Regions from separate parts of the Homo sapiens genome. Here regions 1, 2, 4 and 5 are each linked to region 3. The links are chromatin contacts, found by Hi-C or POLR2A ChIA-PET in ENCODE. All regions are on one chromosome and are shown on one strand. The core of a region is the stretch at or near the end of the contact, and the rest is flanking DNA. Distances in the headings are between cores, read along the strand shown.

Region 1 (2,614 bases), core at 115-2,614, 1.3 Mb after region 3:
CAAGAACCCGGCGCGGGAGGCGCTCCCCGAAAAGTTCCTAACAGACAAGGAGCGCAAGAAGCTCGAGAAGAAGCTGCTGGAGCAGAGGCGAAAGGAGGAGAAGAAGAAGGAGAAGGAGAGGAAGAAGATGGAGAAGATGCTGAAGAAGAAGAAGAAGAAGGTGCCAGAAGCCCAGGAGGAGGCCCGATGCCCCGAGGCCGCCGCCGCCGCGGCCGCCGCCGACGACGACGAGGGCGCCGAGGAGGGCGCCGTCGGGGGCGCCGAGGAGGGCGCCGCCGCCGGGGGCACGAGTAGGGCCTGGGCTGACTGGGACACGGACTCGAGCGACGAGGACGACGCCTACTACGCGGCGCCGCGCGTTGGGGGCATCGTGTGGCGGCCCGGGCCGCTCAAGGCTGGCGCGCTGAGCGCCCACCTGCCCCTCGTGGTGTTCCTGGTCTTCTCGGTGCGCAGCCCCTCGTGGGTGCTCAACTTCCTGCTGCAGAAGCGCACGGAGCAGGGCCGCGGCTGCGGCTTCGTGTTCGGGGCGACCTGCTGCTTCCGAGTGTTCCTGGGCTGCGCCTTCTTCTCCTACTTGGGCGGCCGCGCCAAGCGCAGAGGCCGCGGGCGCTCCGGGGCCAGAGGCGCCTTCGGCTCGGGCCATGGCGCCCGGCGCCGGGGGCGCGAGGAGCGGCTCATCTAGTCAGACCCCCCACCCCGCCACCGCCACCAGACACCACCATCGCTGTGTAGTGTGGGTTTTTATTCGTGTTCGTGTGTGTGTGTGGACACATTTTCCTTTTCGGTTGCTCTGTCCTTTGGTTCGTGCTCGCCTCGCTTTTTCCACACTCCTGCTCTCTGGCTCTCTGTGTCTCTCGCTCTTTCGAAAATTTTCCTAAGTCCGGGCGCGCGCTCCCTCCCCTTCCGCCCACCCCAGCCCCTCGGCGGCGCCCGCGGGAGGGGGAGGAGGCCTCGGGGGCGCCGGGCGACGCGGTCCGGGGGGTGGAGCGTTGGCGTCGTGCGAGGGGTCGTCACTGGCGCGGAGACGCCCCCTCTCCCCCCTCGGCTCAGCCGGGCTGCTGCCCGAGCCCGGGGGGTGGGGGGCGTCTCCCCGGCCCGTCCCGTCCCCGGCCGGGCGCGGGCGGAGGGACCCCCTCCCCGGGCTCCCGGGGGGCCGCCTCCCTCCGCCGGCTCCCGCCCTCCCAGCCGCCGCCGCCGCCGCGGCCGCTCCTCGGCCCTCCTCCTCCTCCTCCTCCTTCCACCCCCCTCGCCGCCGCCGCCTCCTCCTCCCCCCGCCTCCCCCCGCCCGCCGCGGCGCTTTTGGCTCGGGGCGGCGGCGGGGGCCCGGCCGAGGCAATAAGAGCGGCGGCGGCGGCAGCGGCGGCAGCAGCTCCCGCAGCTCCTGCTCTGGTCCGCCTCGGCCCGGCGGCGGCCATCAGCCCCCTCGGCCTCGGCTCGAGGGGCGGGGAGCTGCGCGCGCCCCTCGGTCCGACCGACACCCTCCCCTTCCCGCCCGTCCGCGCGCCCCGCGGCCCGCGGCCCGCAGTCCGCCCCGCGCGCTCCTTGCCGAGGAGCCGAGCCCGCGCCCGGCCCGCCCGCCCGGCGCTGCCCCGGCCCTCCCGGCCCGCGTGAGGCCGCCCGCGCCCGCCGCCGCCGCAGCCCGGCCGCGCCCCGCCGCCGCCGCCGCCGCCATGGGCTGCCTCGGGAACAGTAAGACCGAGGACCAGCGCAACGAGGAGAAGGCGCAGCGTGAGGCCAACAAAAAGATCGAGAAGCAGCTGCAGAAGGACAAGCAGGTCTACCGGGCCACGCACCGCCTGCTGCTGCTGGGTAAGGGCGGGCGGGGGGCGCCGGCCCCGGCCCGGGGGCCCTCGAAGGGCGCCCCGCAGGCCGCGCGCGCCGAGCCCGCCCCCCGCCCCGGGCGCGCGCTCCCGAGCCCCCCGCCCGTTCGCGGGCTCTGTCTGTGGGGGGCGAGGCCGGAAGGGGGACCCAGGGGCGCGGATTCGGCCGGGCGGGGGCTCAAAAACGGGGCGGGGGGCCGTGGCGACGCGGGCGCGGGTCCCCCTCCCCCGGCCTGCCCGCTCAGTGTCTCTCTCTTGCTCTCGCTCTCGCTCTCCCCCTCTTTCTCTCTTTCTCTCTTTTTCCGCGAGGCCTACACGACGCCAGGGGTTTGGGTGCGTGTTGGGGAGGGGGAGGGGGAGCCCATGGGGCTCCGGAGACTGCGACAAAAAGAGGGTTTCGGGGACAGGAAACCGGGTGGCGGGTAGAGGGAGGGGGACCCGCCTCCGTGGGGTGTGAGATTTGTTGGGAGAGGGAAAGAGGGGAAGAAAGGGGCGAGGAGAGGAGGGGGTGACGCTGGGGGGCGCCGTGGTGGCGGAGGGGGCCTCGCCAAAGGGAGGCTTTGGCGGGGAGAAGTGGCCGAGGAGAGTGGGGGGGCTGGTGACATCAGCCCCTCGGAAAGGATCGGAGCGGTAAAGGTGGTGCAGTGGGGGGGAGGGGGCGCAAGGGAGTCGTGGCGCCGGAGTCGGGAGGGGGGCGGCGAGGGGAGGAGGGAGGGCGGTTGCCGCTGGGCGCGACTTGGTGCGTTTCGGGCAGGACCGACTGACTGTGTGTGCGCGGAGCAGACGTGTCCCGG
Region 2 (3,099 bases), core at 115-2,614, 1.2 Mb before region 3:
GCATTTATAAGAGGGAAGAAAGATCTATTTAAACAAAAACCAAACAGATATAAACTCAAAAAAGAGGCAGGGCGCAATGGCTCATTCCTGTAATCCCAGCACTTTGGGAGGCGGAGGCGGGCAGATCACAAGGTCAGGAGTTCGAGACCAGCCTGGCCAACATAGTGAAACTCCGTCTCTATTAAAATACAAAAAATTAGCTGGGCATGGTGGCAGGCACCTGTAATTCCAGCTACTCGGGAGACTGAGGCAGGAGAATCACTTGAACCTGGGAGGGGAAGGTTGCAGTGAGCTGAGATCGCACCATTGCTCCCCAGCCTGGACGCCAAGAGTGAAACTCCATCTCAAAAATAAACAAACAAACAAAAAACTCTAAAAAGGAATTCTGTATGTGAGTGTGTATGTGCATGTGTGCTCTCACACTGAGACTGAGAAGAACATGCTCCAGGCATAGTTACCCCAAGGAAGGGGAACTGGTTAAAGAGAAAGGGAGCAGTAAGCTGGGGCCTTTATTTTATTCATTCCTGTGTCCTCAGCACGTGGGACCAGGCCTGGCCTGGGGTAGGTGCTCAATACATATCTGACAAACAAACAAATTAGGAAGTTGATTTTTATGTCATATTGAACATGTATGACATCTGTAACTTTTTAAAATATCAATTATTTTGTTTTTTTGAGACTGGGTCTCGCTCTGTCTCCCAGGCTGGAATGCAGTGGTGCAATCACTGTTCACTGCAGCCTCAAACTCATGGCCTCCAGCAATCCTCCTGCTTCAGCCTCCCAAAGTGCTGGGATTACAGGTGTGAGCCACCATGCCTGGCCTAAAGTATCAATTTTTAAAAACAGAGGAAAAAGAGCATTCATTAAATGTAGAATGGGCTAGGCTTGGTGGCTCATTCCTGTAATCCCAGCAGTTTGGGAGGCCAAGGCAGGAGGATTGCTTGAGCCCAGGAGTTTGAGACTAGCCTGGGCAACATAGTGAGACCTCATCTTTACTAATAATAATAAAAAATAATTAGGCAGGCGTGGTGGCAGGCACCTATAGTCCCAGCTACTCAGGAGGCTGTGGAAGGAGGACCCTTTGAGCCCAGGAGATTGAAGCTGCAGAGAGCTATTATTACTACGGCGCCCCTGCACTCCAGCCTGGGTGACTGACCGGGACCCTGTCTTAAAAAATAATAAAACAAATGCAGAATGAAAACTTTTTTTAATAAGGAAAAGAATTAAAGTAAGGAAGGAGAAAAAGAATGCGCTATTTCCCTCAAAGCCCTGGCCTTCATGAGGTGTTGAGATGTAGAGCAGATGTGCACAGGCCTCAGTCACTGCAGGCATTTCCTGCCATCAGATGCTTTGCTTTCAGCTCCCATGACACATCCCACCCGGCCACAGCTCTGGCAGAGGGTCTTGGCAAGGTCTGTGTGCAGGGAAAGGCCAAGCTCCCTGAGGCATGTGCTGTGGGGGCCCCAGGAATGTGCTACTCACCATTCAGGCCTTCTCCACACCAGCTTCCAAGGTTGTCTTCAAACAGGAAAGTGTTGATTCCTTAGAAGATTTTGAATACTTTACATTTTCTAACTCCCTGGGCTACAAGACATAGAACCAGACAGTTGTTACATAGAACAGCTGCCAGCACAGGCACTCGCTACAAACACCAGGAGGAAGCTGGTGGCGCCTTCTGAAGCAGTCAATGAGGTGGACACTAACTCTCTTTTCTGGAACAACTGGCCCCGATCTAGGCCTGGCATGCTCAGCTGCTGTCTGAGCAGCTGACTCGGAGCAGAGCTTTGCTGAGGTTTCTTCTAAGAACAACAAGTGACATTAACTGAAGTTAACTTGAATTTCTTCCAAAGCCATGAAAAGAAAAAACAAAAAATCAATAGCAATTCCTTCCTCTCCCTGAAAGGAAAACAGATGCGCTGTCCTCTGTTGGTTGACCAGAGGACCCTCGAAGACCACTTCACAATCAGTTAAGTTTTCTGATCCACAGAAAAGGCTGGCAAGGCTGGCACCTCCTCCCTGCTCATGCCACTCAATACAATGACAGGCTCCTACAAGGTACTTAGTAAATACCTGTTGCATGAATGAAATTGACCAAACACAACACAAGGTTTCAAAAACATGGAGTCCACTATCAACTGCTAGACTGACATCCGTGTGAAAGGAAAGATGAGTTTACTATTGAAACTTAACTTTGAAAAATGATCAGGGCATTAGCAATGAGATTTGTCCTTGATGTTAAGTGCATCAACCATTTGAGGCCTTGCTTGTGCAGGCTGTGGCAAACAACAGAAACCGCAAGGAAATTCAGGGGGGGTCCCTTTAACCACTGAGCAGAGTTCTTGAGGTGGCCACAGTAAAACCCCCCAGGGGAATTTCCTGCCTTGTTTTCCTTCCTTAAGTTCCCTCCATGTCTGCCCTACCTACAAGTTTGCTCCCTTCCTTCCCTCCCTTCCTATTTATTTACTTAAAAAAAAAAATTTTTTTTTTTTTTTTTGGAGGCAGAATCTCGCTCTGTCACCCAGGCTGGAGTGCAGTGGCGTGATCTCGGCTCACTGCAACCTCTGCCTCCTGGGTTCAAGAGATTCTCCTGCCTCAGCCTCCCAAGTAGCTGGGAACACAGGCTCCCACCACCACGCCTGGCTAAATTTTTTTTGTATTTTTTAGTAGTGACAGGGTTTCGCCATGTTGGCCAGGCTGGTCTCGAACTCCTGACCTCAGGTGATCTGCCCACCTCAGCCTCCCAAAGTGCTGGGATTACAGGCGTGAGCTACTGTGCCCAGCCTATTTACTTAAACATTGTTTTAATTTATTGGCTGGGTGCGGTGGCTCACACCTGTAATCCCAGCAATTTGGGAGGCCAAGGCGGGTGGATCACCTGAGGTCAGGAGTTTGAGACCAGCCTGGCCAACATAGTGAAACCCTGTCTCTACTAAAAACACAAAAATTAGCCATGTGTGGTGGTATGCATCTGTAGTCCCAACTACTCAGAAGGCTGAGGCAGGAGAATCGCTTGAACCCGGGAAGTGGAAGTTGCAGTGAGCCGAGATCACGCCACTGCACTCCAGCTTGGGTGACAAGAGGAAAACTCCGTCTCAAAAA
Region 3 (2,755 bases), core at 49-2,548:
TCCGGAACCTGCGTCAGCACCCGTGAGTCCCCGAAGAGGAAGCTCCACAGGACCTCCGCGGTCAGCCCGGCTCCTGGGCCACACCCTGACATTAGCCCTCCCGGGGCACACTCTGTGTTGGTTTTTTAAAATTCTGATGGCTGATTTCCTGGGTTTGAGCTCCTAGCCCTGCCAACTACTAGCTGTGTGACCTCCCCTCCGGCTTCAGGTTCCTCTTCTGTGAAATGGAGACAGTAATAACTACTTCAAAGATTGTGGTGAGGATTAAAAACAAAACAAACACATCCCCCAAACCGCAAAACCACACTTCACCTACAGTCCACAGCGCTTAGTGGAGACCCTAGAGAACAGCAATTACTCGATACACTATTGGCTTTCATTGCAACTCTTCCAGGAATAAAATGAATGAAATGTTAGTTGAGGAAAGGATGCAACAAGGGGGAACAAAGGCACACATGTATCTCATCAAAGCAAACCGCTTTGTTCTCGATATGACTGTGACATGGGTGTTCAGACGCTAACACCAGCGTTCGCCAGCTGTGTTACCCTGAGAGTGTCATTTCACCTCTCAGGGCCTCAGTTATCTATAAAATGGGAATGACATGGCACTTGTCCCTGCAGGCCATCAGGAAATGCTTGGAAAGCATGTTTCGAGGTGCCTGGGGCACAGTCAGCTGTCAAAGGGGGATGGCTATGCTGTCCCTTTCTATTTTTTTTTTTTTTTTCTGAGATGGAATCTCACTCTGTCACCCAGTCTGGAGTGCAATGGCGACATCTCAGCTCACTACAACTTCCACCTCCCGGGTTCAAGCGATTCTCCAGCCTCAGCATCCCGAGTAGCTGGGATCACAGGCATGCGCCACCATGCCCGGTTAATTTTTGTAATTTTAGTAGAGATGGGGTTTCGCCATGTTGGCCAGGCTAGTGTCAAACTCCTGAGCTTAAACAGTCCACCTACCTCGCCTCCCAAAGTGCTGGGATTACAGGCGTGAGCCACCACGCCCAGCTGGTCTACTATTCTTTAGGATACTGCTATTGTCATCATGATCTGGACCAAGCGAAACAGGAGGAAAGAGAAGTAGAAATCTCACCCCGGGAGCTACCGCTGGTCCTTGGAAGGAAGAAGTACTGTACCTTCTCTGCCCGGGTCAGCAGGAGCCTGGGCCATGCTGACAGCAGCTGCAAGGAGTCGGAGAGACTTGGCAGGTGTGCAGGCTTCTGCACTGTGGCCCTGAGAGGGTGGGCTAGGTCGAGGCTGGGGCTTCTGAAGTGGCCGAGCCTGGTGCTTCTTGCAGCTCTGAACCCACAAGGGGAGGGATGCCAGCTTCCACTGGGCAGGTGTCAGCTGCTTACAGCCCGGAAATAGATGCCTAGCCAGGCCGGCCAGATTCGGTTTCAGGAGAAAAAGAAAATGAAACTTCTCTGTTCGTCTTTTGAAAGAAAAAAAAAGTGGAAGCCAGGTGGATGAGCAAGACAGAGTTGGGGACCTGACTTGATGTTGACAGGGAGGAGCTGTAAACTTGGCAAGACCAGAGCGTCCTCCGAAGAGGCCTTTGAGACAGAGGACTTCCCTCACCTTCCCCGTTCCAGGCACAGCCCACCTGGACCTCTACATTTTTATTTTCTGAATCAGCATCAGAGAACTGAAGAAAATAAAAATAAAAAAAAGAGCATGCACCACGTGGAGGGGGATGCCAGGGCGTGGCATCACTCTGATGATGTGAGGGGCTGGGGCTGGTTATCTGGTTTCTGTGTTTTTGTTTGTTTTTGAGACAGGGTTTCTGTCATCCAGGCTGGAGTGCAGTGGCGTGATCACGGCTCACGGCAGCCTCGACCTTCCGGACTCCAGCGATCCTCCCACCTCTCAGCCTCCCTAGTAGCTGGGACCACAGGCCTAGACCACCATGCCCGGCTAATTTTTGTATTTTCTGTAGAGATGGGGTTTCATCGTGTTGCCCAGGCTGGTCTCAAACTCCTGGGCTCAAGCGATCTGCCTGCCTTGGCCTCCCACAGTGCTGGGATTCCAGCCGCAAGCCCCCACGCCCGGCCCCGCTGGTTCCTGTAGTACTTCCTCCTCGGGGACTCACAGGTGCTACAGAGGCACCGTCCCCAGCTCTCAGTGGCTTTTCTTGTCTTCTTCCAGTTTGTTTCCCTTGCCCACACTAGGGGCAGAACATTTAGGTGCGTGAAGGCCCTGAGATTGTTCTTGTGTGTATCCATGTGAGCCTCTTTAATGAACACCTATTATGCGTTTTCCAATCTCAAGTGCTCCTCCAACCCATCTACAGGGTAGGGGCCAGTTCTGTCTTCTTCTCAGGGGGGAAACTGAGGCTAGAAAGGCAAGATCACTTGTCCAAGGCCACACAGAGTCCATGACAGAGCTTGTCCTGTCCATTCCCCAATTGTGTTTCCTGATCTATAACACCCAGAAGTCACTGGTGAATCACCCTTAGTGCACAGATGGCGTGGAGTTCCCCGCCTCATCATAAAACTTGCTTATTAATTCCAGAGTCAGATGCCTGGGGTCAGCAGCCGAGTGGTTCGGAATGCAAGCCTGGGTCAGCATGCTTGGGTCCAAACCTGGCTCCGCCATTTACCGGCTGTGTGACCTCGGACAAATTATTTAACCCCTCTGTGCCTCAGTTTCCCCATGTGTAAAAGGACTTAATCAAAGGACCTAGCGCATGGGGTCGAGGTGAGGACCTAAGGGGCTGATACAGCCCAGCTGTCGGGCTAGAGCCCCAGAGCCATCCGT
Region 4 (2,886 bases), core at 82-2,581, 1.1 Mb after region 3:
AGGATGCTGAAGCTCTAGTCTGTGGTGTTTCCAAGGGGCCAGGGACCATGGCTCAGAGCTGAGCAGACAGACCTGGAGCCTGTGGACAGGGAAGGTGAAAGCCTGGCTTGTGGCTCCCGGGGCTACAAGTTAGGGAGCTAGGGGGCCAGCTGGGAGGTCAGTGGTGGAAAACCTCTCACACCACGCCAGGGAGTTGACAGTGCTTTTTTTTCTTTTTTTCTTTTCTTTTTTTTTTTTTTTTTTTTTCATTTTTAGGCTGGTTATGAAGAAGAAACTCAAAATAACAGGAGTGGCTTATGGAACTACATGGAGGTAACAGAGGAGGGTACCAACCAAAGGCCCTTGAGCAATCAGGATGTTGGGTAACAGATTTTTGCTTTTAAATGACTCCTGGGTGGAGCTTCCCCAATGCATCGTCATTCCCTGACCCTTGCATCTGACCCTGTGGGTGGGACCCTCCGCCTCCACCATCCACTCAAGGCTCACCCCTGGCTCCTCCACCACCCGGCTCCTGCCCCACACCCCCGATGGCCTTTCCTCCCCTGTAAGGCGACTGAGGTGACTCAGGTCACCCTGCTCCTTCCTCGTCTCATCTCGTCCCTCCTTTCCTGCTTAGACTGTGCCAGATGACCCTTCTTGCAAAGGGGTGGGCGGGAAGGCCCCCCATGCAGCCAGGCAGTGCCTGGATTTGTAACTGGCCATCCCAGCAGCAGTGCCCTGGATGGAAAGCCACGTCCCTGTCACCCTCTCACATCCAGGGCAGTGCCTGGCAGAGCGGGGTCTGATAAACGCCAGGGAACCTCCGATTAAGTGAGGAGGAAGTGACCGTCCACGCTGTACCCACCATGCCAGGCAGTGGGACAAAAGGACCTGACTCAGGTCCAAGAGTCACTGGGCCCCTCCGGCCTAACTGATGGGTGGCCAGGGTGCGGGGTCCCTGGGGATCAAAAGCAGCTGCTAAGGGACCTCGGGGGACCTGCTTGGGGCCAGCCTGAGGCCTGACCGGGCGGAACTGCGTCGGGTGGGCTTGGGCCTACGTCGGCCCAGGCCCCACTGGAGGCCAGGCCCGTCCGGGAGGCGCTGCCTGGCGGGCCACGTCGCCCCGCGTGTTGGGCAGGGCCGCTAGGCCCAGGGGCGGCGCCGCTGGAGGCCGGGCGCGCGGGCCCTACTCGGCAGGGCCTGCTCGGGGCCGGCTTCGGGCCTGCCCGGCCGGGCCTGCCCGCACCCTTCCGCCCGGCCTGGCCGGCGCCCCCTCGCGCCCCGGGCGGGCCCTGCACGTCTCGCGAGCAGCCCGGAGCGGCGGGGGAGGCGGGGCCCGCGGGCTGCCGGGCAGGGCCGGGGCGGTGCCGAGGCCGGGCCGGAGCGGGGCGAAGGGGGCCGAGCGGCGGGCCGGGCCGGGCCGGGCAGGGCCGGGGCGTGGGCCGGCAGGAAGATGGCGAACGTGGGGCTGCAGTTCCAGGCGAGCGCGGGGGACTCGGACCCACAGAGCCGGCCCCTGCTGCTGCTCGGGCAGCTGCACCACCTGCACCGCGTGCCCTGGAGCCACGTCCGCGGGAAGCTGCAGCCCCGGGTCACCGAGGAGGTGAGCGGGCCGCCGGCCGCCATGCGACCCGCGCCGCGGAAGCCCAGGCCCGGGCGGCCCGCGGAGGCCCCGCCTCGCCCGCCGCACCCCCGCCGCCGCCGGGCCGGGCCCAACGAGGCCGGGCCGCCTCCCTGAAGGGCTCAGCCGCCAGGCCAGTCCTCGCCCGCGGAGGCCCAGCCCCAGGCCCCGTCGCCGGTGCGGCGCGGTGGTCCTCCTGTCAGCCCAGCCCTGCGCCCCGCGAGGCCGCGACACCTGCGGACGGCGGGGGGGGAGACGTGGCCGCTCCCAGGGCCGCGCGTCGGCCCCGCCTGGCGACAGGCCCTGGCTTCCAGAAGTTCCCATGGCAGTGTCCCCAGCTGCCTTTCCTTGGGGACACCTGGCCCCTGCCCCCTCTCTGGTGGAAGCCGCCTAAGCCCTATCCGAGTGTTGGAAGCAAAGCAGCCCCCAGCCTGGCCCTTCCAGGCTTGGTGGCTTCATCCCACCAGGGGGATGCGAGCCAGCCTAGAGACAGTTAGCTCTGCAGAGAGGCGACACATCTCCCTAAGGATGGGAAAACGGTGGCCGGGAGCTGCGCAGTGCCCTTCCAGGACTGCAGGAGTGGTTGTGGCCGTGGCTGCAGGGCAGGGCCTCCTGGCACGTGGCCGCTGTTTGAAGCCTCTGTGTCTTGTCTCTCCCTTCTGATCTAGCTCTGGCAGGCTGCCCTGAGCACGCTCAACCCCAACCCCACGGACAGCTGTCCCCTCTACCTGAACTACGCCACCGTGGCTGCCCTGCCCTGCAGGGTGAGCCGGCACAACAGCCCCTCGGCCGCCCACTTCATCACGCGGCTGGTGCGGACCTGCCTGCCGCCCGGAGCGCATCGCTGCATTGTGGTGAGTGCTTCGAGAGGAGGCAGCCACGGTGCTCCTAGTCGGGCAGCGGTGAGCTCGGGCCTGGGGAGCTCACAGCCCTGCTCAGACTGCAGCGCACGCCCAGAGGGCTGTGGACGTTATCATCCCTGCTCTGTAGACAGGGAAACAGGTCCAGAGAGACGCGGGGATTTGCCCCAGATCAGTTTTGGTGGCAAATCAGAGACTCAAACCTAGATTTCCTGAGGCCCACTTTGTGTCTGTCCCTCTGTCCCTCATTTTCATGGCTGGTCAGGCTGTTGACATCTGGTGGCCAATGTGTTATTTCTCTTGGAGCATGACCAATGGTGGTCCCATGGTTCCGGGGATGACCTGAGGGATGGGGTGGCGGCTGCTGTGGGACATCTCTGTCTAGATGTCACCTGCCAGGGAGCTGATGTTCCGGAGGCGTTCAAA
Region 5 (3,106 bases), core at 481-2,980, 1.4 Mb after region 3:
TATCCTTTTCACATGGGTGTACAGCAGGCCTGACCCATGAGGACCAAGGCCAGGGAAGAGGCAACAGCACCACAGTGCTCATGGGCCAAACTCCCAGGCCACGCAAGTCCCATCTCCAGGGGAAATCCAGGCTCCTGGACCCTGTGCTGTGACTGGAGAGGGGATAGCAGAGTCCCTTCCAAATGCTGTGGGGTGGGCCTGGGGCTGGTTTGCAGCTGTCCCTTCTCCCGCCTTCTCTCCCAAAGCAGGGTGCAGCAGCCTCGTTGATAGGGAGGGCCTTAGTTTCCCCTTCCTCTTTGCTAAGAGCCTCCCTACCCTACTCCTGCCAAAAGCCTAAGATAGAAACCCACCAGGCTGGAGGTAGTGACCAGGTTAGGCCATGGGCTGTAGCCAACTAGCCTCACCCAATATTCCAAGCCCAGGACAGGCTTTCATCTGTGCTGAGAAGCAGTTTACTTCTGTATCCTCAAATACAGCCTGGGGACTCAGTGATTTTGCATTTCTGTTTCTATCCCAATGGCTGAGGTCACAAGCTTTGGGGGAGAGAGGGCACCTGGCAGCCACTTGTCACTGGGATTCAGTCCTAGTCCTGCCTGTCACCCAAAAGCCCCAGAATGACCCAGCTTGGGTCACCTCAGCAGAGGGCAAAGGCCCGCGCTCCTCGGCCTTAGCACCCCAGCCCAGGCTGACCTGGCCTTGAATCACAGGCCCCTGGAACCGCGGGCTGAGCTGCCTGGGCCTATAAACAGGCAGCCGGGATGGGCTTTCCTGGCCCACAGTCAAAGGGCGGCCACTCACCCGCCATAGCGCTGGTGCTGGCGTGGGCCCAGCAGGAGCCGCAGTATTGGGGGATGTGCTGGTTCCGGGTGATGCTGGCATAGTTGACACCATCCACATTGCGCCAGTCCCAGCTCTTGGGCAGATCCGCTGGGGACAGGTACTCATGAGGCCGGGGGTATGTGCTGAGAAGAGATCATCCCCACCCAGATCGGTGCTGGGGCTCCCGGGGGCCGTGGGCCCAGGAAGCCCTCGGTAGGGCCCTCCCGCCTTTCCCAACACCTGAGGGCATGGGAGTGGGGCCACAATCACCAGAGGTGAGCCAGGTGTGGGCCCACCTCACACTAGGAGGCTCCAGCGCTCTCAGAATGTGAAGGAGGCAGGGCACCCCCGAAAGGAGGGAACCGGGTTGCTCCCCCAGCCATGCCGCGCCGTAAGGGCCACCCCCAGAGGCCGAGGAGGTGGGGCTGGCCTGGCTTTCTGGCCAGGTGGGGCTTGTCCAACCCCACAAACATCAGGGCTCACCCTGGATGTGGAAGAGAAGGAGCGACCCCCAAAACGAAGCGGCTGGATCTGACCTTCCAAGGCCTGTTGGCGACGCAGGGCCCCCAGGAGGCAGAGCGCGCGCCTGGCCCGGGCGATGGGCCTCCCGTCCCCCCAGGGCTGCCTCCCCGCCGGTGCCCACCTGCGCCCCAGCGGAGCCAGCCCGTCCCCCCGCAGAGGCCGGTAGCAGGTCTGTCCCCGGCGGAAGTAGAGGCCGCCCTGCGCCGCGCCCGCCAGCAGCACGAGCAGCAGAAGCGGCCGCCACCCTGGCCCGCGCCTCGCCATGGCCCCGCGCCGGCTCCTGGGTCCCGCTCCGGATCCCGCTCCGAGTCCCAGATCCCGCGCCGGCTCCCGCTCTGGATCCCGCCCCGGCCTCGGCCTCGGCCCAGCACCCGGCCGACCCCGCACTTTGGGCCCCTGCCCCGCCCGGCCCTTAAGGCTGCGGCGGCCAGGCCGGGACACTCCCCCGGGGCGGGGCTGTCCCATCGCTGCTCCTGCCCCGCCCGGTGACCCCTGCCCTCCCCGCCCGGCTCCGCGCCCCGCTCCCTCCCTGGCTCCGGGGCACCTGAACTCGCGGGCCAGGCGCGAGGTCGCCGGGCAGACCCCAGCCTGACCCCGCCGCCGGCCGCCGCCCTGAGCGCGGGACTGTCCGGCTGGACTCATTTGCCGGGGTTCCTGGCTTCGGGGTGGGGGGCCGCAGGCTCATGGGCCCCCTTGGCCCTGCATTCCTGGGGCCCTGAGCCCTGGGGAGAGGCCCCCAGCCTCACATCTGGGCCCAGGCCTCCCCTAGGAAGGGATCCTGGGATGCGGCCACCGCCCCCAAAGAAGGGTCCCCGCGCCTGGCTTTCTAAACCCCTTTTCCCAAAGGCCCAGGCCCTTTCGGGGGGACGGTTCCCTTTTGCAGAGAAGGAAGGAGGGATCCTTCTAGAAAATGCCCCAAAGGAAGATTCCACTTGGCGCAGGCATCAGGAGTTATCCAATGTGACTTCCAAAGACGCCTTGAAAAGGTTTTCTGCTAACGAAACTCTTCTTAGTCAAATGAGGAACCAAAAGCAGAAGTGGCCCCCCAGGACGTGGTTTTGTAACTGGGGGAGGGCTTCTCGCTCCCTGCGGCCCCTCTGTTTGTCATGGCCCTTGGGCCCACACCATGGCCTTCTTCTCTGGTAAGAACAGGGCCCGGCATTCTGGGCTGCGACCTGACAGGCCCCTGCTGGGGGCCCTTGGCACAGGGCCCACAGATGAGCTTGCCTGACTCTCTCCATACTCAGTGGCACTCACCACATTCCAAGCGTGCCACGTGGGCAAGGGGAAGTCACAGTGGCTGCCTCCTGACTTCCAGAAGCTTCCATGACCATTCCCGGAAGCGCTGAGGTGGCCATGGAATCCCCGCATGACTGTCCGAGTGGAGAGCAAGGCTGGAGAGCTGCTTCGTCAGCCCAGAAGTTTCAGTCCTTGTTCCCCAAAAAGTGGTCACTGAGGCAAAGTGTGGCCCCGGGGCTCTACCTACTGATGTGTCTCTTATTTGTTTGGCAAGTCGCTCATGGAAACCATTAGTGTCCATCAGTCATCAGAAGGCGGGGTGGGGTGGCCATCCTGGGAGAAGTCCCCAAGCTTGAGCTGGCGGTGGGGGTGGGAGCGAGGCCTCCCAACCTCTGGGCATAAAAGGAGTGGAAAGAGAATTGCCAAGAGGGGGCCTTTCTTCCTCCCATGTCAACCCTCTGGCCTCCCTGACTATAGGAGCTGGGTCCTTGTGAGGAAGAAACCCAGACACAGCTGCCCTTGCCAG

Evidence for each region. A loop is a pair of places that touch in the nucleus more often than their neighbours do. ChIA-PET counts read pairs that join two places held with the same protein, here RNA polymerase II (POLR2A). Pooled maps may share reads with other maps.
Region 1: a map of B cell shows a loop between it and region 3 (7-fold over the local background). The contact joins the promoter of GNAS here to the promoter of ZBP1 in region 3. A Hi-C loop is called at or near these places in 3 of 168 maps with a recorded cell type or tissue (B cell and naive thymus-derived CD4-positive, alpha-beta T cell), 4 of 37 single-sample maps with no recorded cell type and 9 of 50 pooled maps.
Region 2: a loop to region 3 is called in a pooled map, with 4 times the contacts of the local background. The contact joins the enhancer-like site here to the promoter of ZBP1 in region 3. A Hi-C loop is called at or near these places in 2 of 50 pooled maps.
Region 4: a loop to region 3 is called in a map with no recorded cell type, with 5 times the contacts of the local background. The contact joins the promoter of NPEPL1 here to the promoter of ZBP1 in region 3. A Hi-C loop is called at or near these places in 1 of 37 single-sample maps with no recorded cell type and 2 of 50 pooled maps. POLR2A ChIA-PET finds 5 or more read pairs at or near these places in 1 of 52 experiments (activated B cell).
Region 5: a loop to region 3 is called in a map of B cell, with 13 times the contacts of the local background. The contact joins the promoter of CTSZ here to the promoter of ZBP1 in region 3. A Hi-C loop is called at or near these places in 1 of 168 maps with a recorded cell type or tissue (B cell), 7 of 37 single-sample maps with no recorded cell type and 5 of 50 pooled maps.

The regions. Positions count from the first base shown.
Region 1 is chr20:58,890,057-58,892,670 of GRCh38, forward strand. GNAS (GNAS complex locus) reads left to right here and starts at 1,365. Exons shown (of 13, transcript NM_000516.7): 1 at 1,365-1,809. The coding sequence starts at 1,671. RefSeq lists silencers at 623-772, 833-1,332, 1,343-1,562, 2,433-2,522.
Region 2 is chr20:56,438,512-56,441,610 of GRCh38, forward strand. The region is part of intron 2 of CASS4 (Cas scaffold protein family member 4); the gene reads left to right. Among named protein-coding and RNA genes, the nearest start is that of CASS4, 28 kb to the left of the region's middle. Within about 2 kb of position 1,365, at least 11 of the 41 ENCODE cell types and tissues checked have a DNase peak (open chromatin) inside an H3K27ac peak, as active enhancers do.
Region 3 is chr20:57,619,128-57,621,882 of GRCh38, forward strand. It overlaps ZBP1 (Z-DNA binding protein 1), which reads right to left and starts at 1,299. Exons shown (of 8, transcript NM_030776.3): 1 at 1,135-1,299. The coding sequence starts at 1,168. RefSeq lists enhancers at 1,079-1,128, 1,259-1,548.
Region 4 is chr20:58,691,469-58,694,354 of GRCh38, forward strand. It overlaps NPEPL1 (aminopeptidase like 1), which reads left to right and starts at 1,332. Exons shown (of 12, transcript NM_024663.4): 1 at 1,332-1,582; 2 at 2,269-2,454. The coding sequence starts at 1,433. STX16-NPEPL1 (STX16-NPEPL1 readthrough (NMD candidate)) reads left to right here. Exons shown (of 23, transcript NR_037945.1): 10 at 1-94; 11 at 256-312; 12 at 2,269-2,454. RefSeq lists an enhancer at 765-1,470 and silencers at 968-1,457, 1,468-1,627, 1,658-1,737, 1,758-1,847.
Region 5 is chr20:59,005,524-59,008,629 of GRCh38, forward strand. It overlaps CTSZ (cathepsin Z), which reads right to left and starts at 1,731. Exons shown (of 6, transcript NM_001336.4): 1 at 1,463-1,731; 2 at 799-962. The coding sequence starts at 1,605. RefSeq lists enhancers at 983-1,794, 2,475-2,634, 2,655-2,764, 2,905-2,984 and a silencer at 1,415-2,014.